Regions from separate parts of the Homo sapiens genome. Here all the other regions are linked to region 1. A link is a loop called in an ENCODE intact Hi-C map of the cell type or tissue named here. Cell type or tissue: PC-3. All regions are shown on one strand.

Region 1 (4,000 bases):
GAATTGCTTGAACCCGGGAGGCACAGATTATGGTGAGCCGAGATCATGCCATTGCACTTCAGCCTGGGCAACAAGAACAAAACTCCATTTCAAAAAAGAAAAGAAAAGAAAAAATGTTGCTACCTATGTAGACACCATTGCATACGCGAATGTGGAAGTAGAGACAGAGGTAGGAAGAGGGACAGGGAGAGGGACAAAGAGAGAGAGAGAGAAAGAGAGAGAGAGAGAGAGGTACATTTGGCAAGTTATTTAACATTTCCACGTCACAGTTTCCTTATCTAGAGGATTAATGATGGCTCCTTCTTCATAGTGCTATTATGATAATTAAATGAGTTAATATTTGTAAACTTCTATGACCAATGTCTGGAACATAATAACCACTCTGTAAATGTGGTTAACACACATGCACATATGCTTTCAATATATAGGTTTGCAACTTGCAGTTTTTCACTGAAGATTATGTCTTAGATCTCCTTATATGACGGTACACACAAATATAGCATAATTTTGTAACAGTTACATAGATTGCATGGTGTTATATGGATGGACTCTACATTATTTAATATTATTCTTTGGCTGGGCAATCGCATTGTCTTCAAAGTTAGTATTTTAAATACTGCAATAAATAATGCAGTGAATACAAGTATTTGTACTTGCATGAGTAGAAAAAAATTGTAGAATAAAAAGTCAGACTGTTGAGACAGGGGATGCAGATTTGCAGACACGAACAATAACATCAGATTTCTACTCTCAGGCTGCCCCATTTATACCCACACCAGCAGCACATGAGAAAACCCACTCCCTTCACAGTCACAAAAGTTGGGTAGTACAAACTCATAAAAACCTTTACTAACGTGAGGTCTTGAAGAATAACAGCTTGATTTTATTTTAATTCCAGACAGAATTCTATCACAGGAAAGTTAGAAAGCAGGTATTATCAGCCTTTTATCTGGACAGTAGTAAATATCAATATCTAAACTGTAAGGTTGCCATGAGCTGAAACATGAAATGGGGTATTTAAATAAAGTTCTTAAGATTAGCATTCCTTTGCGGAGACTGCCAAACCCAAATCATCTAATGTTGGCATCACTATTAATAACATATTTTTCCTTGAACCAATTGCTTCTTGGGGATAGGCAGATGATAGATAGATGGATAGATAAGCAGATAAACAGATCGATAGCTATATAATACAGATATAGCTTATAGACGAATAGATAGATGAATGTGGGCAGAGATAATACGTAGATAGGTAGATGCCTAGCTTGGTAAATGATAATCAATAGAAATAGAGGCAGATAGAGATACAGAAATAGACATAGATAGGGGTAGATCTATGAAATCCTCTTAACATTTGCTTCTGTGAAGAAACTTTCAGGCTCTACTGAATGATGCTTTACTGTACCTCGAATTTAAATGATGCGATGTATATGATATCTGCGATGCATACAAAGACAGGGTCCCCTTGGACACAGGTCACCCTGGCTCACCCCACCAGGTCTGCCACGGACAAGCTGACCGCCTGCATATTCACTTTCTCCTCTCTGAATTTAATTTCTTCATTTATAAAACAAGGAACATAACATGTATAGCAAAGTGAAGTAGTGAAGATTGACAAAATAAAATAAAGGAAGCATATCATCGAGTTTATGGTAAGCACATGAGAAAGATCACCCTGTTTTATTCCTAAGTTACAGACACGGCTCACAGGCTTAAGCGTCTTGCTGTAGGTCATACGGCAGGTTAATGACAACACTGGGGCAAGAACACAGGTTACGCTCGTCCTGGGGAAGGCTCCCACACCAAGCTACACACTTCTGCAATGCTGTTCCAGATGTGAAAATCCGCTAAGACAAATAGGTACGTTTCTTGCCTCTGCCCTTCTGAGTCTAGCAGTTGAGAATACAACTATCTGCAAACCAATCTTGCAATTTCAAGCCAACATAATATTTGGGGTAATTATATTTACATAAAATTTTAATGACTATAATTAAAATGGATAATCCAAATTCTAATAATTATATTATAATTAACTAAAAATCTTATTCAAAAGCAAATATGCCAGGAAGACTTTCATCAGATGAGGAAGGTGCATGGCTCTAGGTTAAAAGCACGACTTCCGAATCAAACTTGATGAACACATCTGCTTCTTTATGTCTAAACACATACAGAGCATTACCACTCACTAGAAGGAAGACTAGACAATGAGACTTTGCTTTTCATCTAAAACTTTTCCTTTAACACCCGGGTCAGGTTTTCAGTCCGAATGAGCTTCAATGCATCCCTGGGGAATTGTCTCTTGGTATTAGTCGGATTGAACACTAGATGGCACTGTGTTGCAACAAAATTTGGATTTTGAATGCATTTTTGTGTGGCTGTAATTAAGGTGTTGCTTGGGGTGGGGAGAGGTGAAATGTCTTTAGAAATAGTCTTCCTCAGTGGTCTCTTAAATATCCATTTGGACCAAATATTCTAAGGTTTATCTATCACCTATGCAGCTTTATTTCAAATGAGCATGCACATAAGAGATGTGTCTATTTTATGTATCAGTGGTTTCAAAAGTCATATTCGAATACCCATTTTTTCATGGCTTTGTGTCATGAGATGGAGAGCAAAGCAAACTGAAAGCGGTGAGGCAATGTGTCCAGCTCTCCTTTCAGCCTGGGCTCTCACCGGACTTCTGGACTTATCGCACTGATGCTGAATGTCTCCACCCACAGGCCCCACAGGCATCACAGACCCATCATCTGGGACATCTTATCACCAGCCTTCCAATCTCCCTAATATCTAGCCATTGGCAAGGCTATAAAGCCAATTTTGTGATATAAAATATTTTCGTGATTTATTTGACTTTTTTTGCCCCTCAATTATCACACCCAGTGAGTCATCAAGACTTGATTTTAGTTCATCATTACCTCCAAAACCCAAGCAAGCTGCTTGGTATATATGACCGAGTGCAGTGGAATCACTGTCATATTTCTTCTTTGCCTTTGACATCTTCTATTTTACAGCCCCAAGTCATTGTAAGTACTCCCATCCCTGCCTGGAAAGACAGGGACGGACGTAGCTCTTTCTCTAGCTCCCTGTAGCTCTTTCTCTAGCCAGCAAATTTTTTGTTTAAAACCTAACTCCAAAGTTCCTTCATCTGTGCATTCTTCCACATAGCTCCTCCCAACTTTGCGCATCCTGCATTCTAATGATTTCTTTGTATTTCTACTTTCCCTTTAGGTCACAAAAACACCATGGGAAACGATGATGTCTTTTCCTTTTTGTTATCTTGATAAAGCTTCATACATGGTAAGGAAGAGAAGGTATAAATGGCATTTTTGTAAGACATATAATATTTTCCTCTAATTTGGAATTTATTAATTAAAATTTAACAGAATGATAAAATGGAAATTTCAGTTGAGGAACTAATAAATCAACAGATGTCTTACTCCACAACGAGGTGCAAGATCTTGAGGCTGGATTTAGAAAGAGGAAGAGAAGACCAATTGCACAGCTCATCACCCCTCACCCATCTGATGATATGAAAGGTTTGAAGGAAGCCAGAGCTGGAGCAAGATTTTCCTCAGATGAGTTTTGATGAACTACAAAGAATGAAGATGCTCTCCCTTGTCATCCCCAGTCAAAGAAAAGGCACTTTAAAGAAATCACTCACGAGCCAGATATTGTGGTTGTATTTTGGTGGACACAGTGAAGTCACGTCTGGCTCGCTCCGCAAATACTGGGAGGGTGAGAAGTGGGAGGCAGCCGTGGGACCGCTGAGTGGAGGAGGCTGACCTTTGAGGAAGCACGTGGGATTTTTCCCCGCGGAACAGACGTGAGCCATGAACACGGGAGCAAAAGTGTGCTAGAGTAACTCCCGTCAAAGAGAGACCCTTACTAGGGCAAGAAGACCTTGATCAAAGCATACCCAGATGCCGAGGTTCTGAGGAAGGAAATAAGTGACCACCAGGCATGGTGCTCTGATTATTAAGCTAGTTTCTCAGCTCCAAAC
Region 2 (4,000 bases), 1.3 Mb after region 1:
GACGTCGAATGTTCTGAGGAAGGTACATTTAGGGGCTCTGTATCCCTCTTCTTATATAAACTCTAACAGGGAAACTATATTTAAAAGTTATGAAGAATTGAGAGGGAATTTTAAGAAGAACGAAGTGGCTGAATACCTACTGTCTGCCATTCTCTGAGGCAGGTGCTTTACCTAGTTTATCTAACTTCTCTCTCTGCATCCCATAAGGTATTTATTATTTCCATTTTTAACATGAGGAAACTGAGGCTCAGAGAGGTAAGCAATGGATGCAACACCACCACAGACATAGCAGCAGAGCGGGTACCTGCTCCTGACTGCTTCAAAAGCTGCTGACTGCTCACTGCACCAGTTCAAACAGGAGCCACAGACATGGCTCAAAATCCCTCAGGTAATGACTTACACGTTTTTAACTCCTTAAAACTATAATAGAAAAGAATGCTGTTACATATTACATTTTAACAAATTGAAGAAGATCAACAAATAAGCTGTGCTCATAAGTCATCCTGGGTTTTTCTTTTAGTTTCAGTTTTTTGCAGACTGAAATAAAGCTTCTCCTCCATCTTCATGCACATATTTAATTTCCTTCATCATTTTTTCAGAATCCAGATCAGCACTTTTTTGTTTACAAAATTATGCAAACCAGTACACTACACAACAGCCTAGAAGCCTGAGCAAAGACTGTAAAAATGATTTAAAAATTGCATGACATGACTTTCACCTAGTCAGAGAAGCAGAGAACACTTCAAATAATTATAAGAAATGTGAACAACTCCAAGATACTATTGGTGATTCACCTATAAAACAATATTCCCAATCAATCTTTCAAGTTTCTAGATCAGATTAAATGAAAACATCCTGTCATCACAAAGAAAGTTTAAACACCGGTAACATTTCTGTCTACTCATGATTTAGGACTTTCTTAATGTTACAGTCCCAAAACTAATTAGAGAAATAAATAAATGTTTAAACCAATTTAGGATTGTAACAGTTGTCCACAATTCTCCAATTTTAATATTCTTCAGAATAGCTCATTTTTCTCACTAACTGAATTTGTTAGGAAATGTTATAATTTGAATCAATAAACTTGTATTAATTCTGCTTCATTTATTGGACTTTTGCATAAGATCTGGAGACAGGCTTCCACTGGGAGTACAAGTCTAAAAAATAGTGTATTACTGCATGATATTTACCCAGTTACAACCATGCAAGTAATCAGATATTAGTAATTCAGGTGACAAAGCAATACTTTCAGCTAGGGTAATGAGAGAAGACTTTAGTAAAGTGGTAAGAGAGGCAAAATAATTCATAACTGACTCCATGTGAAAATAGTGTCTATCATTAAAAAGCAAAGCCTGCTTTTTGGCATCAAGAGTTTATACTTGATATTTTAAAATGTTCCGACAAAAGTACATGAGATCAAATTTTCATAGCTGTTTTAGGCATCACTAGCAATATCATAAGTTGCTACCAAGTGATGAATTGTCCATGCAATTGTCGTCTTTAAGAAATCTAAAAGTGTATTACATTAATCATATATAGAACGCAAATGTTTGATAATAAAACTGAATGACAGGCATAGAGAAAGGAGGCTCTGAACTCAAAGTAGATCTATGAATATGTTTCAGATTAAGGCAAAATCTTTATTATGCAAGTTCTCTTAAAAGATTTAATGTTTAAAAAGTATAGAACTGAAGTTCTACAATGTTTAGGATTTAATATTTTTATATCTAAATGCAAATTTGTAAGCAGATCGATTTCTTTATGCTCCTCTTTTTTCATAGCCACTATTTTCCCAAAAGTTAATTTAAACTAATTTGAGGAGACAAAAGTAGTACAACACTTAAAAACTATGTCATATGAATAGATACCCATTCATTTGCCTAGGATCGTGATTCTCAGTGCTGAAAAATGTCCTGAAGCCATTTTTTTTTTTAACAACAACAAAAAAGGAAATTCAACCTTTCATTAAATTCTGACTTGTTTTTCTATGGAAGGGGAAAGCAAAATGTATTACATCTTATTTTTGGCCAAACATGCTAATAATGTTTGTAGTGAAATGCTCCCATCTTGTGGACTTTTTGAATATTGCTAACAGGAGCCACTTCTGCAGCATGGTTTTACACCAGCAGCTAGACATTTTCTTAGCATTTGAATTAGCTAGCATTTTTGTTACAAATCACTTTTGTTTATTCTTGTATTTTAAAAAGTCTTTAAATATTTTGATTTGAAATTCTGAAATCACAAACCTTTACTGGAAAAATCAACTTCTGGAAAAAGTTGGCTACTTGATCTGTCAAGGCATATGTAATTTTTTTGGTAAATTGAATTCTTTAATAATCAGACTTGTTTGAAAAATATAACTATACATAATGCTCTTACTATATTATAAAATAAACTGTAAACCTGCACAAGTAATAATTTTTTTTACATATTAAACATGTATTTCTTACATATTAAAACATATATTTCAAGAAATTGTCTTTGGTATTAGTTTCCAACAATTCCAAACACTGTAGAACTTTGGAATGTTCTATATACTTTTTCAATGTTAAATCTTTTAAGATAACTCGTACAATAAGGGTTTTGGATAATGAAGATCTGGGTTAATATACCTGAGTTTTTCATGTTGACGTTAGAAACACATGACTTTGGAACACTTAATATTTTTTCTTCATTCTACGTTTGCATTAAACACTGAAAATGGCATTATGAGAGTAAAGTCTGAGAAAATACATTCAAAATCAAAAGTAAAAGAAAACCTATTGGCTGGGCACGGTGGCTCATGCCTGTAATCCCAGCACTTTGGGAGGCTGAGGCGGGTAGATCACGAGGTCAGGAGATCGAGACCATCCTGGCTAACACAGTGAAACCCCGTCTCTATTAAAAATACAAAAAAAATTAGCCGGGCATGGTGGTGGGCGCCTGTAGTCCCAGTTACTCAGGAGGCTGAGGCAGGAGAATGGCGTGAACCCAGGAGGCGGAGCTTGCAGTGAGCCGAGATCGCGCCACTGCACTCCAGGCTGGGCGACAGAGCGAGACCCCATCTCAAAGAAAAACAAAAAAGAAGAAAAGAAAAGAAAACCTATTGAAAAAGTTACCTAAAAAAAATTATAGCCATATAGTAGACATAGAAATGGTATAAAGGCTTAAACAAACAGATGTACCAGATGTTTAAGTGCTAAATATCAGAAGTGATTTTTTAAAGCTTTCCACACAAAACCTAGCACAGTTACTAGACACAATTAGAACTAAATAAAGCATTTATTTGAGATTTTATATGTTGCTAAGTTGTTCGCGTTTTTCAACAGAAAAGATAAATTCAACACTGCAGAAAAATTTCTATCTGCTATAACATTCCCATTGATACCCTAATAAGTTATTCTAAATACTCATAGATATATCAATGAAAAGTTAAAATCTATCTGGAAATTAAAATATTTAGTTCTATATTTCTGGTATCTCAGACCCACTGCCTAGCTGGCAGCTACAGAGGACAGGCTCCTGGCCCCAAGAAACAGACTTGGGGAAGCGCAGTTACAGCTGTGAGGTCTTAGGTAACTCCTGCTCTCTGCCTCTTAGGGTTAGAAGTACAGGTTGAGTATTCCTTATCTGAAATGCTTGGGACTAGAAGTGTTTCAGATTTGGGAGTTTCGGCAGTACCAGCTGAGCATCCCTAATCCAAAAATCCAAAATCCCAAATGCTCCAGTGAGCATTTCCTTTGAACATCACGTCGGCACTCAGTTTCAGATTTGGGGGCATTTCAGATTTCAGATTTTCAGATTAGGGATATGCAACCTGCATTAAATGTGATAAGCTAGGTAAAGTGCTTAATCCAATGCATGGGACAGAATGAGGGCTCACATAATATATTAGCTACTACTTTTATTAGACTGTGCCCTGCATATAATAAATTCTATAAATATTTGTTTAATAAATGAACACAATTAAAATGTTTAGCACAACAGAACTGGAGTCATCTAAGTACATGGCCTTTTAAAA
Region 3 (4,000 bases), 90 kb after region 1:
GTAATTCCCAAAGCGTTTGAATCCACTTGCGGGCACCAATAAAGATACACAATGGAAATATCTAATTGTTAAGCATCTGGACAACTAAAGTGTTGCAATTTGTACATTTGAAATGTTATGTTGAAGTAAATCAATGAATTGTAAGTAAGTCATGTGAAAAGATGTCTGATAATGTTTTTCTGGCTATGTATGGAATGGTTAAAATGGTTTATTCTAAGAGTTTACAGATGTGTAAAAGTTCATAAATAATTCACACAATAGGACAATTGAGAATAATTTGGAGTCTGTTACATCAAGCACCATTGTTTGTTACAAATATCTACATGACATTGAAACTCCAATTTCTTCTACAACCAAACATTAGAATTATTACTTGGCAGTGAAGTCCGTGCCTCAATGATATTTATTCAGGCAATACATTCAAGAAAGGATTTCATGAAAGCCAATATTCTCAATGGCAGCTGGAGATCTCCTGGTTCATAAAATATTGTACTTTAGAGTAGACCATGGAAAGTTAAACTTTCAATCCCTCTCTGATACCTGCTGTCCCCTGTAAAGCTGTTTTTTAATCTCCTCTTTCCAAAGGCTGGGATCATTCCCCTTTCATCAGTGTTCTTATTACTCATTTAATACCTCTGTTGAAGCTTCCTCCACTGTAGTTTGGGGGTTTTTGTTCACTTTTTCTGTTTCCTTCATTGGGCTGTGAACTCTTCAAATGTAAAAACCACATATTGTTGACTTCTATTTCTAGATCTAGTTTGGTTTTCTGGGTTAGAACTGGCTCCCAGTAGAGCACTTCATTAAAAGCACTGAAGAACTTCAGTTATAAGCATATAATAGGAAAAATATTTAACACAATGTGGGTAAATGTGAGCTGATTTTAGGACAGAGAACAAACTAACATATAGGGAATGATGAAAAAGAAACTTTGGAGAAAGAATAGAAGAAAAGTATTTTTAATATCAAATATTATGCCTTGATCTCTGGGATATTTTTCTTTCTCAAATATAATCGGACTATTGAGTCTAGAATATATTTTACCATTATAGTTATAGAAATACTTTCCAGTTGTTTAACAATTCAAATCAGCAATGGTCATATGAATTTGAAAAATAAGAAAAAAAGATTAAATATGAAAAATAAAAAGGAAAGGCATTTGTGCTAGGGATCCACCAATTTGATGCTTTGAGATTACAATCAGGGTACTGAAGTTGAGTGCTGGGCAGCCAGCGAGGCAGTTTCTTGCCTTGTGCATCATCTTATAACATGGCATTTTCCCAGAGTAATTATTCAATCAGCCTAAGTACACACATTAGGTGTTGGTCTTTGGCTCTGAAAATGTGAAAACCTAATGCTTAGAATTGAAAGGCACCAGAGTTTTCCAACTTCTTCATACCATGCAGATGGAATATGCAGACCAGAGCCACCTTCACACTTGGTTCTAATGCAGATGATATGATTATGCACAGACAGGCAATGGGAAATATGTTTATTTAGGGTTATACAGAGCAAGTGCTATGATGTTTACCCTTCAAAAACACCTATGAGACTCAAGAATTCCTCCTAATGACAGAGGTTTTTCCAAATATCAAACAGACAGTGCCTGGTGATGATCAGGAACCACTGTTTCAATCAATTATATTCTCACCCATATTTCACTCAACCTAATGAACTGCAATGACTCAGCATTAATGAATTCCTAAACATATGTTTTGTCCAATTGATCATCTTGCTGCTAGTTCTGGACTCTTTCACTACCTACAGTTAATAACATAAGCCTTATTTCTTTTCTTGACATCATTCATTTTCTTGAAATTTGCAAGACTAAACCTATTAAACCATAATAAAAAGCAAAGCTTTAGATTCCTTATTGTAATTCCCAGTTAAGTACATCTTCCACCAGCAAACAGTCAAGATGTTGCTTAGTCACTCATAAAATATTAAAATGTTCAATATTAGTCATTTTATGGAACCATCAGAGGTTGGATAAATTTATTGGTTCAACTTAGGTTAAATCTATAAAAAACTCATGCTCTACTAATAGCTAAATTCTTATTAAAGGCGTTTGCAGAAGAATACAAATGTTCTTTCAAAACCAGACATGACTTTACGCCCTAACTCACTGTGACTCATGATAAGAATTTAGGTTCTCACAAAATCTATTTTCTATTTTACAACTAGAGTGGTCAGTTGATTTTCCAAAATAAATTCTGGTCTCAGGTTTAGCAAGATGCACACATTCACACATGCTGTAGAGCAAGTAAATAGCCTTCCCTGTCAAAATCAAAATATGATTGTGACTTCTTTAGGGGCTAGGAATGTCCTACTGCACTAGGTATCAGTGCGTGTCTCAAACTACGTAATAAAGAGATGCAGTTATTCATTATGCAGCGCTTCCTGTCGCCATGTGTCAGATCCTGCCACATGACAAACGCCAGGCACAAACAGAAGCACAGTTCCTTCCCGCAAGAATCTCACTGTAAACCAACATGAACATACATACTCACTTTGCATGTGATCTGTGTCCAAGGAAGTGTATTTGGAAAGTCTTTTGGGAACCCAGGGTGGGGGAAACTAGTTCTGCCTAGAGAGAGAGCAAGGCATTTTCAGAATTGACATTTCAACAAACGTTCTGGGGAGACAGAAAAACAGTGAGGGTGTGAGCTTTGAATTTGCTTTTCTTTCTTACTCCAGTGTGACTTTGAATGACTGATGCCAATTGTCAGACAATTTTTTGTATATTTATTTTCTTATTTGTAAAATGAAATAATGAAAAGATCATAGAGGCTATACCAACTCACACAGCTGATGCAATTATTAAAGGAAATAATGTTTGAGAAACTGCATTATAGACTACAACAATAAGCTCACTAAAGAGTAGATTAGGCAGACAAACTGAGGACAGATTTGGGGGACAGTTAACAACCATCTGAGAAGTACGTGTTTTTTTCTGGAGGTGGTTTTATTTTGTAGATGACTTTTGAGGTAGAAAATGAACCTGGAAGTAATGTAGAAAAGAAAGTAATCTGAGAATAAAAGTCCAGGAACCAACTGAAGATGATTATGAAAGTATGGATCAGAGATAATAATTGCCTAAATTGAGTAATAATAGAATACAATGAAAAGGAGAAGTGAACCTCAGATGAATAAAAGAAGGAGAAACAATAAACCAGGGTAACTGATTTAATGTGGGTGACAAGAGTGAGAGAGGAACAAAAGTGATCATATTTTTAGCCCAAGTGACTAAAAGGATGCCATGGTCATTAACCAAAGGAAGACACCTACGATATTTGGGGAAGACAAGTAGCATACCAGGATTTGTCTGGATTTCTAAGTGAACATATTTTGACCTCACAGGAATAGGGCTCGGGAGAGAGGTTGGAGGTGGAGGAATTGCTTAGAGATTCATCAGTATAGATTTTATATCTTATAGAAAATAAATTAAATGGAATTAAAAATAATAAGACTCAAACCCCAGTCTTCTGGTCATAACTGAGGAGCCCCAATACAGATTATAGCATGTTTCTGAATGTCATCCCTTTAGAGAAAGTGCTTTCTATTTAAGTCTGCTTAGAAAAATCAATTTGAAGTCTCGCTTAGGCAAAATGACACTTCTTTGGGAAGGGGAATTGCATAATTCTAGAGCATGACTGAGATGCTTTACCTTTTTAGGGCCTGTTCCCTAGGGAACATTTGTGAGGAGGAGGGCTCTCCGGAATAACTTGTAACAAGTGACACTCGAAGCTTCCAAAAGCATCCAGAGTTGGGGGCATCAAGGCAGGTGCATGATGGGAAGATGGTAGATCCAGCAGCGAGTCTGGTTGGGAGATGTGGCAACACAGCATTCAACAGCCTCAGGGCAGGTGCAGGTGGTGCCATAACCCCAGACATTGCAGTAGGGATTCAAGAGCATTACTCTTATTTTGAGACAAGTTTTACAGGTGTGATTTGGGATGTCATCCCTGAAAAAGGACTGAATAGTATCAATAAGTGACATTTA
Region 4 (4,000 bases), 310 kb before region 1:
TTGATTTGGTCTTTTGCTGTTTGTGTTGCAGCCTTCAGCCCAGATGCCAATAAGGAGGAAAATGTATTAAGTGATAAGGGGCAAATCAATGAAATTAAAATGAATGAGGGGGGAGAATCTGATATGGGGGCAAAAAATGAAGTCTCCCTGTAACAGCTAGTCCAGGCGTACCAGGGAATGCGAGCAGGTTCCTATGCGATTCCAGCAGACACTGACTAGAACCACACGTCTGGGGTAGAGGAGTCAAGACAGCCCAGGTAGATGTGCCAGAAACACCTTGAAGAGACTCTGCCTGAAGACACAGCCCGCTCTGTGGTACAGCTGCTGTTTATTAGGGATGCTCATATTTTATGGATGCGAGCCTGAGAGGGGAGTGCTGTGGTATGTTGGAATCGCAGTTTATCGGTTTTACATCCATGTGCAAAGCTACGACTCTCCACTGTAAGAATGTGAGCACAAAGTTTCAGAGAATGGCAGAATTACAGAGCTCTGGGCTAGCATGGGGGGAGTGTGTGGGATCAGGGACTCATGGAGCACTCACTAGGAATCGCAGGAACACGGGAATCAGCCTTGCCGTGAGAACCAGCCTTGCTGTGTGCTGCTAGCTGACTTCCAAAATCCCCCTGGGCCTGTTTCTTCAACCAAAAAATGGAGCTGAAGATGTATGTCACAGCAAGCCGATGTAAGAAGCAAAGAAAATGACTGTGTTTAACATATTGCCTGAAGATAACAATGTTTTATTAATGATTTTCTCCTAATCAAAAGCTCTTATTTTATAGTCGTGAAAGGAGAGACCTACAGAAGTAAAATTATTATTTTCCTTTTAAACAGTGCAATATTAGTTTATCTTTTTGCATTAATCAATGCTTTCTCAGATGAGCAGTCACCCTTGATCCTCACAGTGACTGTGAAGGAGCCCAGCAGGCCGAGGCACCCTCATTCTGTAGCTGAGATGCAGATGTGGGGTGCTGGAGCTTGAAAGCTCCGTGGGCTGGGGATCAGGGCGGCTTGCCCTGTGCTTGGCAAACTGCCCCCCGACGGTCTCCATGCTGCCAGGGAGTCTTCAAGGCTGCTTTGGGGGAAAGTAGGGACCCTCATCTTATATTTTATTATTATAAAATTATTATAAAAATACAAAAATATATAATATATAATAATATATATTATTATATATGATATATTAGAATACTATATAATATATTATATAATAAATATATAAAATATAAAAGTATTATAAATAATTTTATAATTAGACTTCTATGCAGGACTGTGTTTTGTATATGCAAAACAGATTCAACAGATTTCTTTAAAAGTTTAAAAACTCTTGAGTTATACTGATTTCTTGACTTGATGCACACAGAACAATGACTCAACTTGGAGAGGTGAAGACATCTCCCAGGTCACCCAGCTGCAGACAGTGCTCTGCCCCTCCCAGCAGGACTGTCACTCCTGCCACCAAACGACGACTCTTCCTTTTTAGGTATTAGTGGCATGTAATTGATGGATTCCTTATCAGGGTCAAAATGAAAGCTGAACCTTATATACATACAGGTGAGAAAATATTTTTGGAACCCCAAAATAGTCATTTTGGAAGTATTTCCATGACTACCTGGAAAACAGGTCGTTTCAAAGATTACCTTAAAAAAAAATCTATACGATAAGAAGTTGAAATATTGCAGAAACTTCAAATCCTGCCTTATTTAAAAGTTAAGGTGAATTAAAATAGTAGTGATAGAATTGTTTCCTAAGATACAGGGCAAATGGGAAATAGGCGTAGATGCCAAATGTTTCCTGTTTGAATTTCTAGGGCGTTAAAGGAATCAGGGAGCTATGTTGTTGAACGTGTCTGCAATGTCAGGTGAACTCTGGTGAGCCTGGAGCAAACAGGATTCTTTTTCACAATGCAGGGCAGACAGAAGAGTGAGGCCATTTCTCATTTCTCACTCCCCGCACCCCATGGTGACAGGACCTCAGCAGTTCCATCTGCAGGTGCCAGCTTCATTGTGGACAGACTCTGCTCTAAGGATGCCTGGTCTCAGTGTCCTGTGTTTCGACGGAGGTGCCCAGGGACAGCTCTGACTTCTCAGAGTCCTGGGTGGAGAGGGCCACCTGTTGTTTAGTCTTTTCTGGCAGGGCAGACCCATGACCAGGCTGCTTTGTGCCAAGCCAGGGGGGTCTTTGATTTCTTTGTTTCTCAACCAAGCAGACATTTTCTTTCCTTTTATTTATTTCTTCCTATCCCTGGCCTCTCATTTGATTTTTTGCTTGTTCAGCACAGCAGTACTTATTCCCTGCAAAATGAATTGATTTCTCCTTCCAGATGTTGGAAATATGAAAGTAATCTTGGCCCTACAGAGAATTGTCTTTGAGAAATCACCCACTTTGTCCTCAACAGCAGGTGTCACTGTTGTAGCAGAAAACCCTGCTGCTTCCAGGGCCCGGGCCAGCCCAGAGATATTTTTACCCAAAAGAGAAAAGGCCCAACATGAGATTCAAACTTGGCAAAAGAAATTCCAAAATGAATGTGAAACCTCATAAAAGGCTGTAAATTATCAGCGTGTCTTTAAACGCTGAGCCCAGGACTTTCAGCACCCATCCCTTGGGAAGAGAGACCGTGGGACTGGTCCCAATCTGCAATCACTCATGATCTCATCCATCCTGCAGCCCCAGGGCTGCTGTCCTGGCCTCACAAGGATGTAGAGGAGCAGTGACCGAATCCCCTCCTTGTCTCCTGGACCACAAGCCTCAGGGGAACACAGGGAATTTTGCTGTGCACGTGCTGGTGTCTGGCGCTCCAGGATTAGCTCTCCTGAGGACACTTTCAGCAAGAAGCTTGTATGCTGGAGCTCACAGGATTACGTGGTTTGCCCAAGGACACTCAGGTCATGAGTGGTGGAGCTAGAAGGAAAGCCATCTTTTGCTAGGCCCCACTGTTTCTTCTATGTATCTGGTATAGCTTGGACCACAGGGATAATGTGGTGGATGTAAACATGACTTCTCCCAGTTCTCTATGCAGAATACAGCATTGTTAAGTGAACCCAATTTAGATTCCCTTGTGGCCAGGGCATTTGGTGTGGCTGGGCCAACACCACTGGGAAAGGTGGTAATGGTTTCGAGATTCAAAACTATATTTCAAAATGTGCTTTGTTCTTTGCAAACATGGTCATTCACTTAAAGTTCAAACATCATGAAATACAAATAAGAAGTCAGAATTTGTATACCTTTAGGTACACAGGAAAACTGCTATGTCAGTAAATTGGGCCTTGACATGCTAACATACAGCTTAGCACATGGCCATAGAATTTAAGTACAGTGTGTTCACATCTGAATAGAGAAAACAAAAGAAATGAAGAAAAATTGGGAGAGCCTGGAGCTGGAGACCAGATGGGCATACAGCATGATCCATCATCTTCTCAAGCAGCGTCTCTCATCCCCAGCAAGGCCTGTACTGAGGGCTGGGTTGGGATTTGGGGTTGCTGTTTAGCAGAGTGGCTTATTCTTTTTTTAAATTTTTTTATTTTACTTTAAGTTCCGGGATACATATGCAGAACGTGCCGGTTTGTTACGTAGGCATACATGTGCCCTGGTGGTTTGGAACATGCCGGTTTGTTACGTAGGCATACATGTGTTATGGTGGTTTGGAACGTGCCGGTTTGTTACGTAGGCATACATGTGCCATGGTGGTTTGGAACGTGCCGGTTTGTTACATAGGCATACATGTGCCATGGTGGTTTGGAACGTGCCGGTTTGTTACGTAGGCATACATGTGTTATGGTGGTTTGGAACGTGCCGGTTTGTTACATAGGCATACATGTGCCATGGTGGTTTGGAACGTGCCGGTTTGTTACGTAGGCATACATGTGCCATGGTGGTTTGGAACGTGCCGGTTTGTTACATAGGCATACATGTGCCATGGTGGTTTGGAACGTGCCGGTTTGTTACGTAGGCATACATGTGCCATGGTGGTTTGGATCGTGCCGGTTTGTTACATAGGCATACA
Region 5 (4,000 bases), 680 kb after region 1:
TATATGCACCAAACTGCATCCGATCTACTCACTTTAACCTCTCTCAGCACCCTGAACGCCTCAGTTCCAATTAAGTAATAACAATTTAAATAACTTAAAATTAAATTAACTAATAATAATGGTTTAATGTTTATCTCTTTCACAAGACCATAATTTCCGTAAAAATGGGAGCATGTTTAACTTATTAGCCCATATACTTTTAGCAGTGTCATGCACATGATAGATAATAAAAGTTTACTGAATAAGCAAATAAGGGAATAGTTTATTACAAATTTTAAAAATCAAAGAATTTATAAACCTTAATAATTTTAAAACTTTTGCCAACTTACTTCTTTTTATATGCCATTCTTATATTCAGTGACTTCTCTCAATTTAATTTTTTAATTGTTCAGTTAAGTTTTGCTATAAACATATGTAAGTGTAACCTGTCCACTTGCCAATGGCAGAGTTGGTGCACTCTACCCCAACTTACATGCACACATACACATGCATCATAGTTGCTCATCTATTTCCCAAAACCTGTATTTTAAGACATTAAGAGCAGTGCTTTCTTGGCTGAAAGAGTAATGGTTAGTTGTTGACAAATGTTTTCACAGCAGCTCCCATAGTAGACAGAATGAGCATGGCTGGCCCTTGGTTTCAAGCCTTAAGTAAACATAAACTTCCCCAGATTAGATTGCTGAATTTTTGAACTTTCTTGTTCTTTTTTGAGGTAGCAATTCCATTCTAAAAAGACTTTGTTTTACATTGTTAAGGCAGACAAATAATTCCTTGAACCTCTCAGTCCCTGGTGGTGTCTACAATCCTTTCTTGTGCCTCTCTGCACCTTGTTGGTCTTTCTCCTGATGAGCTGGACACACAAGACTGTTAGTTGTGTCTGCCCCTCCAGCCCTGCATATGACCTTTATCCTTGATGGTAGCTACCATGGTGGTAGTCCCTGGCTGGAGCTTTCAGCACATTTCATGGGTTCGCTTACTTAAGTCTCCAAGTGACCCATTTTGCTATTGAGAAAACAGAAGAAAATCATATCCGGTAACTTGCCTAAGAGCCTGTACTTCTAGTCACTAACCTAAACTGTCTCCCATAGACAGGGCTCTCTAAAAATCAAATACCTATCCTTTAAAAAATAAAATCAGGTAAATCAAACATCTTCAGGACAGTTTTTAAATAAATTCCATAGAGGAAATACAAACATACTTTAGTACTTTACAAAGCATCTTTCTCTCCTAGACTTTCTCAGGATTTATACATACAGAGAGCCTAGCATGCCTTTTTTTGTCCTCTTCTACCAAAATAAAAATGTTTAGGCACACAATAAATTGTGGAATGCAAGAAGAAATTTTAGATCTTACTTTCTACTCTTTAGCAACCAGAAATCCTACCTCAAGCCCTCAATAAATGAGGAAGCCTGAGACATCCATCAGACAGTAACGTCTGCAGAAAGTTCGTTGCATCAAAGACCCAGATGCAGACTCAGTCCGCTTCTTCCACACTCACCCACAACTTATTCCTCATTGACTAAGCCTAAGATCTATAGGTAAATACAGAAAATTATGGTAGCAAACCTGAGCATTTTCTGGTTAACGGATAAGGCTTTACTTAAGTTGACAAGAAGATTCTAAATTGGTGGATCATTTGTTATATAATTACAATATATGAATCTAAGGAAGATATTATAATTATGACACCAGTTTAATAAAATATTAGTTTTTTCCTGGACTCCATGGCCTAATAATAAGAATGTATGAATATCTAACACATTTACTAAAATTCAAACTTATTTTCTTTTACATACCCACAAGTAGTTTAAGTTGATGCAAACCCCACTGAAACAATTTATTAAATGTGATGCTTCACCTGATACATGGATCATGAATGAGTTCCTGATTTTTCCTGCTAAGAACATTAGCCAACATCCAGTTGTTAATTCCAGCATCAGTATATTAAGCCGATAGTCCATAGTCTACACAGCATGAACAATGTCTGTTTAATCTTTAGCAAGAGTTCAGCCATTATTTATGACTCACATGCGCAAGGGCACGTTGCATAGATTTAAGTAGAGGTCATCTCAGAGACTAAATCAATAGCAAAGTTAGTCGGCTGAAATTCATTAGGGATGAACAGTATTTGCCTGATTATGCAACATTTCCAAAGTTTTTCTATTTCTGTATCAGATTTCAGCTTTACTGGCTACAACTCTTTGTGCACTGCTTTTTTTAAATTAATGAGGCTAATAGGATTTTGATGTTTCAAGCTTTGTACACAAACCTAGCAGGCAAAAATCTTCCGTAAATGTATTCTAAGCTCTTGGCAAACTTTCCTCAGGAGCAAATATTAACTTGAGATAGTGTTTATTAGCATTTATAAAATAATCACTGTAATAGTGGTATGTAATTGGTAGAGATAAGTGCTTTTCTAAGCCAGGAATTAATCACGTTTGCATTCTTTAATAGGACCTGGTCAGAAATAATTTATTTCTTGCACAGTTTACATTTTAAATAACAATGTGATTTTCCCTGATTTCATGAAGATGCACTTCACCCTGCCTTTGCTGTGAGCACTGGAGCATGGAGAAGTGAATTCTGTATTATATAACACAGATAAAGGCTACAAGAGACTCCATAATTTGACTTTTTACCCCGTATCTCCGAGACTGGCCTAAAACTTGCAAATAGAGATTCTTCCAAATTAAACAGTCATTATGCTTCCATATTTATGAAGCATTTTTTGCTATTTTCCTACATCCTAAGAAGTACATCCTGATGCAAAACACCTGCTCCCCATAAGGCCATCCAGCCAACTGACTCCAGAAGAGAAGAAATGCTGTCAAGTTATTCAGAAGCACATTTGCAAGCAATGTAGGCTTCAGGAAGAACAAAAAGGCAAACAAACTTTCCCAATGGGCAATTTCCAGCAAGCAAAGGGAGTGACTCTTTATAGGCAAGAAAGGCCACTGCAGAAGAGTGGGGTGAGACTGAAAACACAAACAGGCAACGGCCAAAGCGTATACGAAAATAGAATTCCGACTACAACCTGCAGTGGCCAGACCAATAAACCAGCCCCTTCTCTACAGTAAATAGCCCAGGAAGCCAACCTGTTGGAAGTCAGACTTGCAGGAAGCCAGATAGCTATTTCTAGGAAGAATCCAGGGATCTAAACAATAACTTCTGTAACAACTGGCCCCAAATAGCCAAGACTTGATTAAAGAACTGACAGCTTTCCTAATTTTTTTGCCTTCTTCCAACTTAAGACCAACCAGAGAAAGCCAATTACGTGCCCCAGACCAGTCCCATAGGAGACCCTGCCTCTAGTGGGCCACCTCTGGCTTCTTCCCGCCAACAGCCTCCAATCAGGGCCACCTGAAGCCTCCCTATTCCACCAGGAAGCTTTTCTGCTCCTCTGCCTGACTTGGATTCTCTGCCAAAATGAAAGGGATGGTGGTTGACTCCCTTGCAAAGAGCAAGCTCAGGATAAATAGCCTTTGCTTCTTCTCATTTGTCTTGTCTTCATTTATATCCAGAAGTGAAATGCTCTGCCTGGCTCTTTTGTGTCTGGAGAAGCAGAGATGGGTCCAGCGGACCTCAGATATTTTCCCTCTACCTCTCTTCTCCTCCTCTTTTGCCCTCGGTTGCCCTGCTAAGATCCATCCCACCCCATTGCTCAGAATCCGCTTCTCTGCTGCAATTGTCCCAAACAGAAAAGGTCCGATCAGTTTGGCTAATCACTAGCTGGAGAGGTGTGTTCCTCTGTGAGCAAACTTTGAGGCAGACATAGACCCCTGTTCCAATGACATAACCGTGATGTTGAGATTCATTTTTCTTAGAGCACATGGCTGCTTTTCTGAGAGATGGTTTATAGAGGTCAGAAAAAGCATAGACAAAAAGCATAAAGTAAAACTTCCATGCCCACAGAAACAAGACATAACAAACAAAATAAAACTGCCCATAAACTTTAAAAAAAAAGTGTTTAACTGCCACGGTGTGAAATCCAGAATCACAT
Region 6 (4,000 bases), 380 kb after region 1:
TCATGGCTGGTGAGATAAGAGAGAGGAATTAATGTCTGTTATCCCAGTATGCTAAATTTCGTGCTGTATCTCTTCTAATTTCTACTTTGTAAATGTTGCTGATATGATACTTTATGCATAGATTTTCAAAACCGCTCATAAATTTACTCGGCAAGCATTTTTATTGAGGAATTGCCATGTGTCAGAAATTGACCAAGGACTTAGAATGTAGTGATTAAAAAAGTGGTTCTAATCCCTAACCCTAAGTATCTAGATTCCAATGTTTCTTCATTGTGGAGAGTATTATTTAAAAATAGAAGCTCATCAACTTTGGGTCATTTTATATTTTGTGCAATGAATTCCATCTTGCCTGGCATTAAGATCATTACCACTAGTTATATAATTCTTGCATTTACCATTATGCTATGCCCATTCATTTAATTTCAAGTTTCCTCAATCACTTTGCTTAGATGTGTCTTTTTCCACATTATAGAGTTGGATTGTGTTTTGTGTTTTCTGATTCTTTCTCAAATTTTTTTCTTATAATAGGAGAGATATACTATTTACATTTATTGATAAGAAAAATATACTTGAACTTGCCTCTTTTATTAGTCAGTTTAACCAGAAAAAAACAAACCAGTAGCTCAGATATACATGAACATATTTTTGTAAGGAATTGACTTATACAGTTGTGGGACCTGGCAAGGCAAGTCCAAAATCTGTAGGGCAGGCCACCAGCAAAGACAGGTTGTGATTCACAGGCCAGAAGAGCTTCTGCTGCTCACAGGTAGGATCTCTTCTTCAGGAGAGCCTCGGCTCTGCTCCTGGGACCTTTCAATGGATTGAATCAGAACCACCCAGATCAGCTAGAGTAATCTCCCTAATTAATGTCAACTGATTGTGGACTTCAATCACATCTACAAAATACTTCCTTAGCAACACCTAAATGGCTGAATGACTGGGGACTGTGGCTTAGACAAGTTGACACATGAAACTCCTCTGACATTTTATGTTACCTTTTCTGATTTGTTGTTTAAAATTATGTGGTCTACTTTCATGATCATTTTTATTTTTTGTGGTTTTTCTAATACTTAGAAAAATCTGTGTTTTTCTTTCATGTTTACCTTTAGTGCTAAACTTTAATATAACACCCCTAGTCTCTATTTACTTAGACAGTATCTACTGTTTCCTTATTGTAAACCATGTTGAAAATAATGTGTACTTTGCCCTTCTGGTCATCTTTCTCTGTTCAATCCCCTAATTTCAGTCCATGAAGTCTTTGCTAACGTGGACTTTTGTCTTGTCAAATATGCTTATACTTCTGTTATTTGATTTTTCATCTTTAAATGATACGATCCAATAGCCAGCTATCACAGCTAAAGTCATCAAAAAATTGACTCTGCCTCACCTTTCTTCTCCTTTTCCCTCCCAATTTTGTCATTTCTCGGTTGCCTAGGCATATGAAATTTGTAGTTCTCTATATCTCAGCAATACTCATGGGAATTTCTGTTTCATGTCTACAGTTCATTCTATTCAATGTTCACCACTAGGGTGACAGTTTCCCCCATCACTTCTTGGCTGCAGTTCATCCTCTAGTAATTTTATTGTGCGGGTTCTTGGCAATACTGTAGTCATACTCCTGGTGTTCTTGTTTTTCATAAAGTTTGCCTATAGTTTTAATATTTGAGAGACAGATTGGCTAGATATCAAATCATTGGTCCTCACATTTCCTGGAGGAGTCATGTAGGTGCTGCCTCACTTTCCTCTGGTGTTAACGATTTTGGGGGGAAATTTGAGATTACATTTTTTTCCATTCTTATTGTGATGTTTTCCCTGGCTGCCCTAAGAATTCTTCCTTTATCTTTAAAACCGTTAGCTTCATTCGTGCAGGTCTCAAAGTTGACCATTTCACATCAATTTCCTCTAGCACATAATGAAGACTTTCCACACATAGATTCAAGTATTCTTTCATTTCAGGAAAATAAATGTTTTATTTCATTTTATTTTTTTGAGACAGAGTTTCGCCCTTGTCGCCCAGGCTGGAGTGCACTGGTGCGATCTCCGCTCACTGCAAACTCTGCCTCCGGGTTCCAGAGATTATCCTGCCTCAGCCTCCTGAGCAGCTGGGATTACAGATGCCGGCCAGCAAGCCTGGCTAATTTTCTGTATTTTTAGTAGAGATGGGGTTTCACCATGTTGGGCAGGCTGGTCTCTAACTCCTGACCTCAGGTGATCCACCTGCCTTGGCCTCACAAAGTGCTGGGATTACAGGCTTGAGCCATCATGCCTGGCCAATAATTGTTTTTTTTAATAACATTAAATGTCTGTTGTATTCTACTGTGGCAGTGTGTTCTATTGCTTCTTTGGAGACGCCAATGTGTATGTTAGCTCTATTTTCTAGCCTTTTTATGGCTATTATTTTCTTTCTTATCCTTTTTAGTCCTTTGTTTTCATTTCTATTTGTTTTAGTTTTGTACGTTTTTCACATCTCTCATTTCTAGCCGTGTCTCTTGGTAGATTTTGTGAAGTACCTATTTTCCCACACTTCATTTTTATGATCTTTCCATTTCTTTTCTTCTACTTTTGTTCTCAAGTTATACTAGTAACTTTTTAAAAAATCTCCTTTTATCAGCTTTCAATTATTTCCCTCCAGTCTTGCATTTCTGAGCTGTGGTCTTTCTGCTCAGAGTAAACTGTTTCAAAGCCTTGTGTTTCATAGGGAAATGGGAACAACTTTCTTTTGCTATATGGCAATACTTTTTCTGGTAAGTCATCATATATCAAGTTTTTTTACATTTATTTATTGTTAGATCATTGTTGTGTCTTTTAACACTTAGCATTGAATAGGTTGGATTTTCTTAAGTCGTATTCACAGGAATTTCTGAGAGTGGTGGCTGTTGGGGGAGAAACTAAGACTAGCAGGCTGACAATCTAGGGTTCAGAGCTGGAAGGTTCAGTAGATGCCCACTGCCACAGAAACTGTTTTTCTCTAATACCTCAGGTGAGTCATTCTCTACCCCTAAGTTATCTTTGCCCTGATTCAAAATAGATACAGAAACAATTATTCCACCATCCTTGCTCTCCCCAGTTTCCCGACCCATTGTTGCCACACAGGCAGCAAAATATGTTCTTTTTGGGGTACCCGCTTGCCTTCAGGAGTGTCTTTTGCTGGCCTATTCTAAGGTCACCTGCTGGGTCTCTCACTACCACTGACCTTCTCCTCCTTCCTTCCTTACACCAGTGTTTCTGCATGATCTTGGAGGATTTGGGCAAGCTTTGTATGTATTTAGAGATCTGTGGATTTATATGTATCATCAAGTTCCACTAAAACTGGAGATTATATGCTTGTTTTTGTTTCATTTTGTTTTGTCTTTTAACGTTCTCCCTGCTGCTTTGGTATAATGTCCATGGGGAGAACCGAAAAACGCTGACTTGTACCTGTGTTCACCCAGGAAGTTTCTTCAGTACTTTTGACACAAAACTTTTTTCACTCATATTATCTGTTGTGTAATGTTCCAAGGATTTAAAAATTTAAATTCCTCTTGTTTAAAGAAGTACTTTTTAGACTTTTTGATTATATCTTCAGGTAAAAAGTATAAGTGCACTCTACCCTGAGATTCATACATTTCCAAATATACATACACATCTATAACAAATAGCAACCAAATAATTCTCAGTTTTGCCAGTATACTGCACTAATATTTTCTTTTTTCACTCTGTTCTACTTTTTTTTAAATGCTTGTAATGCCTCATTAAATTCAGTTTATGATTCACTAGTGGCTTATTATCCTCTCTTTGGAAAACTTTCATCTGGAAGATGTATTTATTCTGTACCTAATATTTATTGAGCATCTTCAATGGCTGACATACTGTGCACATTCAAATATAATTTCTATCCTCATGAAAATTTACAGAAAGGCAACTAAATGGTTGAGTATTAATAAGGCAATTGTGAAGAGGATGATAATTGTACCATAACTACCTTATATTTACATAGCCTAATAGAGTTAATAATTTTGTA

The links. Peaks named below come from ENCODE experiments on the same cell type or tissue, not always from the same donor. Only the 100,000 strongest peaks of a DNase experiment are listed, where the experiment ranks them.
Region 2: a loop joins it to region 1, with 3 times the contacts of the local background. A loop is called at or near these places in 29 of 110 quality-filtered maps.
Region 3: it touches region 1 in a loop (7-fold over the local background); 5 of 110 quality-filtered maps call a loop at or near these places.
Region 4: a loop joins it to region 1, with 7 times the contacts of the local background. A loop is called at or near these places in 7 of 110 quality-filtered maps.
Region 5: a loop joins it to region 1, with 4 times the contacts of the local background. A loop is called at or near these places in 2 of 110 quality-filtered maps.
Region 6: it touches region 1 in a loop (3-fold over the local background); 4 of 110 quality-filtered maps call a loop at or near these places.

The regions. Positions count from the first base shown.
Region 1 is chr2:7,425,160-7,429,159 of GRCh38, forward strand. It overlaps LOC100506274 (a long non-coding RNA gene), which reads left to right. Exons shown (of 6, transcript NR_038432.1): 2 at 1,692-1,860; 3 at 3,229-3,297. Among named protein-coding and RNA genes, the nearest start is that of LINC01871, 300 kb to the right of the region's middle. In PC-3, CTCF peaks have their summits at 2,322 (motif pointing right) and 2,536; a DNase peak (open chromatin) is centred at 2,322; H3K27ac peaks cover 768 bases.
Region 2 is chr2:8,759,692-8,763,691 of GRCh38, forward strand. All of the region lies in intron 22 of KIDINS220 (kinase D interacting substrate 220), which reads right to left. Among named protein-coding and RNA genes, the nearest start is that of KIDINS220, 76 kb to the right of the region's middle. In PC-3, a CTCF peak has its summit at 2,061 (motif pointing left); no DNase peak of the experiment used is centred here.
Region 3 is chr2:7,514,864-7,518,863 of GRCh38, forward strand. No RefSeq gene overlaps it. Among named protein-coding and RNA genes, the nearest start is that of LINC01871, 210 kb to the right of the region's middle. In PC-3, no CTCF peak of the experiment used is centred here; DNase peaks (open chromatin) are centred at 2,048 and 2,438; H3K4me3 peaks cover 932 bases; H3K27ac peaks cover 3,964 bases.
Region 4 is chr2:7,116,814-7,120,813 of GRCh38, forward strand. No RefSeq gene overlaps it. Among named protein-coding and RNA genes, the nearest start is that of GRASLND, 200 kb to the left of the region's middle. In PC-3, a CTCF peak has its summit at 2,410 (motif pointing right); no DNase peak of the experiment used is centred here.
Region 5 is chr2:8,101,205-8,105,204 of GRCh38, forward strand. The region is part of intron 7 of LINC00299 (long intergenic non-protein coding RNA 299); the gene reads right to left. Among named protein-coding and RNA genes, the nearest start is that of LINC00298, 130 kb to the left of the region's middle. In PC-3, no CTCF peak of the experiment used is centred here; a DNase peak (open chromatin) is centred at 2,067.
Region 6 is chr2:7,808,315-7,812,314 of GRCh38, forward strand. All of the region lies in intron 3 of LOC105373408 (a long non-coding RNA gene), which reads right to left. Among named protein-coding and RNA genes, the nearest start is that of LINC01871, 85 kb to the left of the region's middle. In PC-3, a CTCF peak has its summit at 1,518; no DNase peak of the experiment used is centred here; H3K27ac peaks cover 1,483 bases.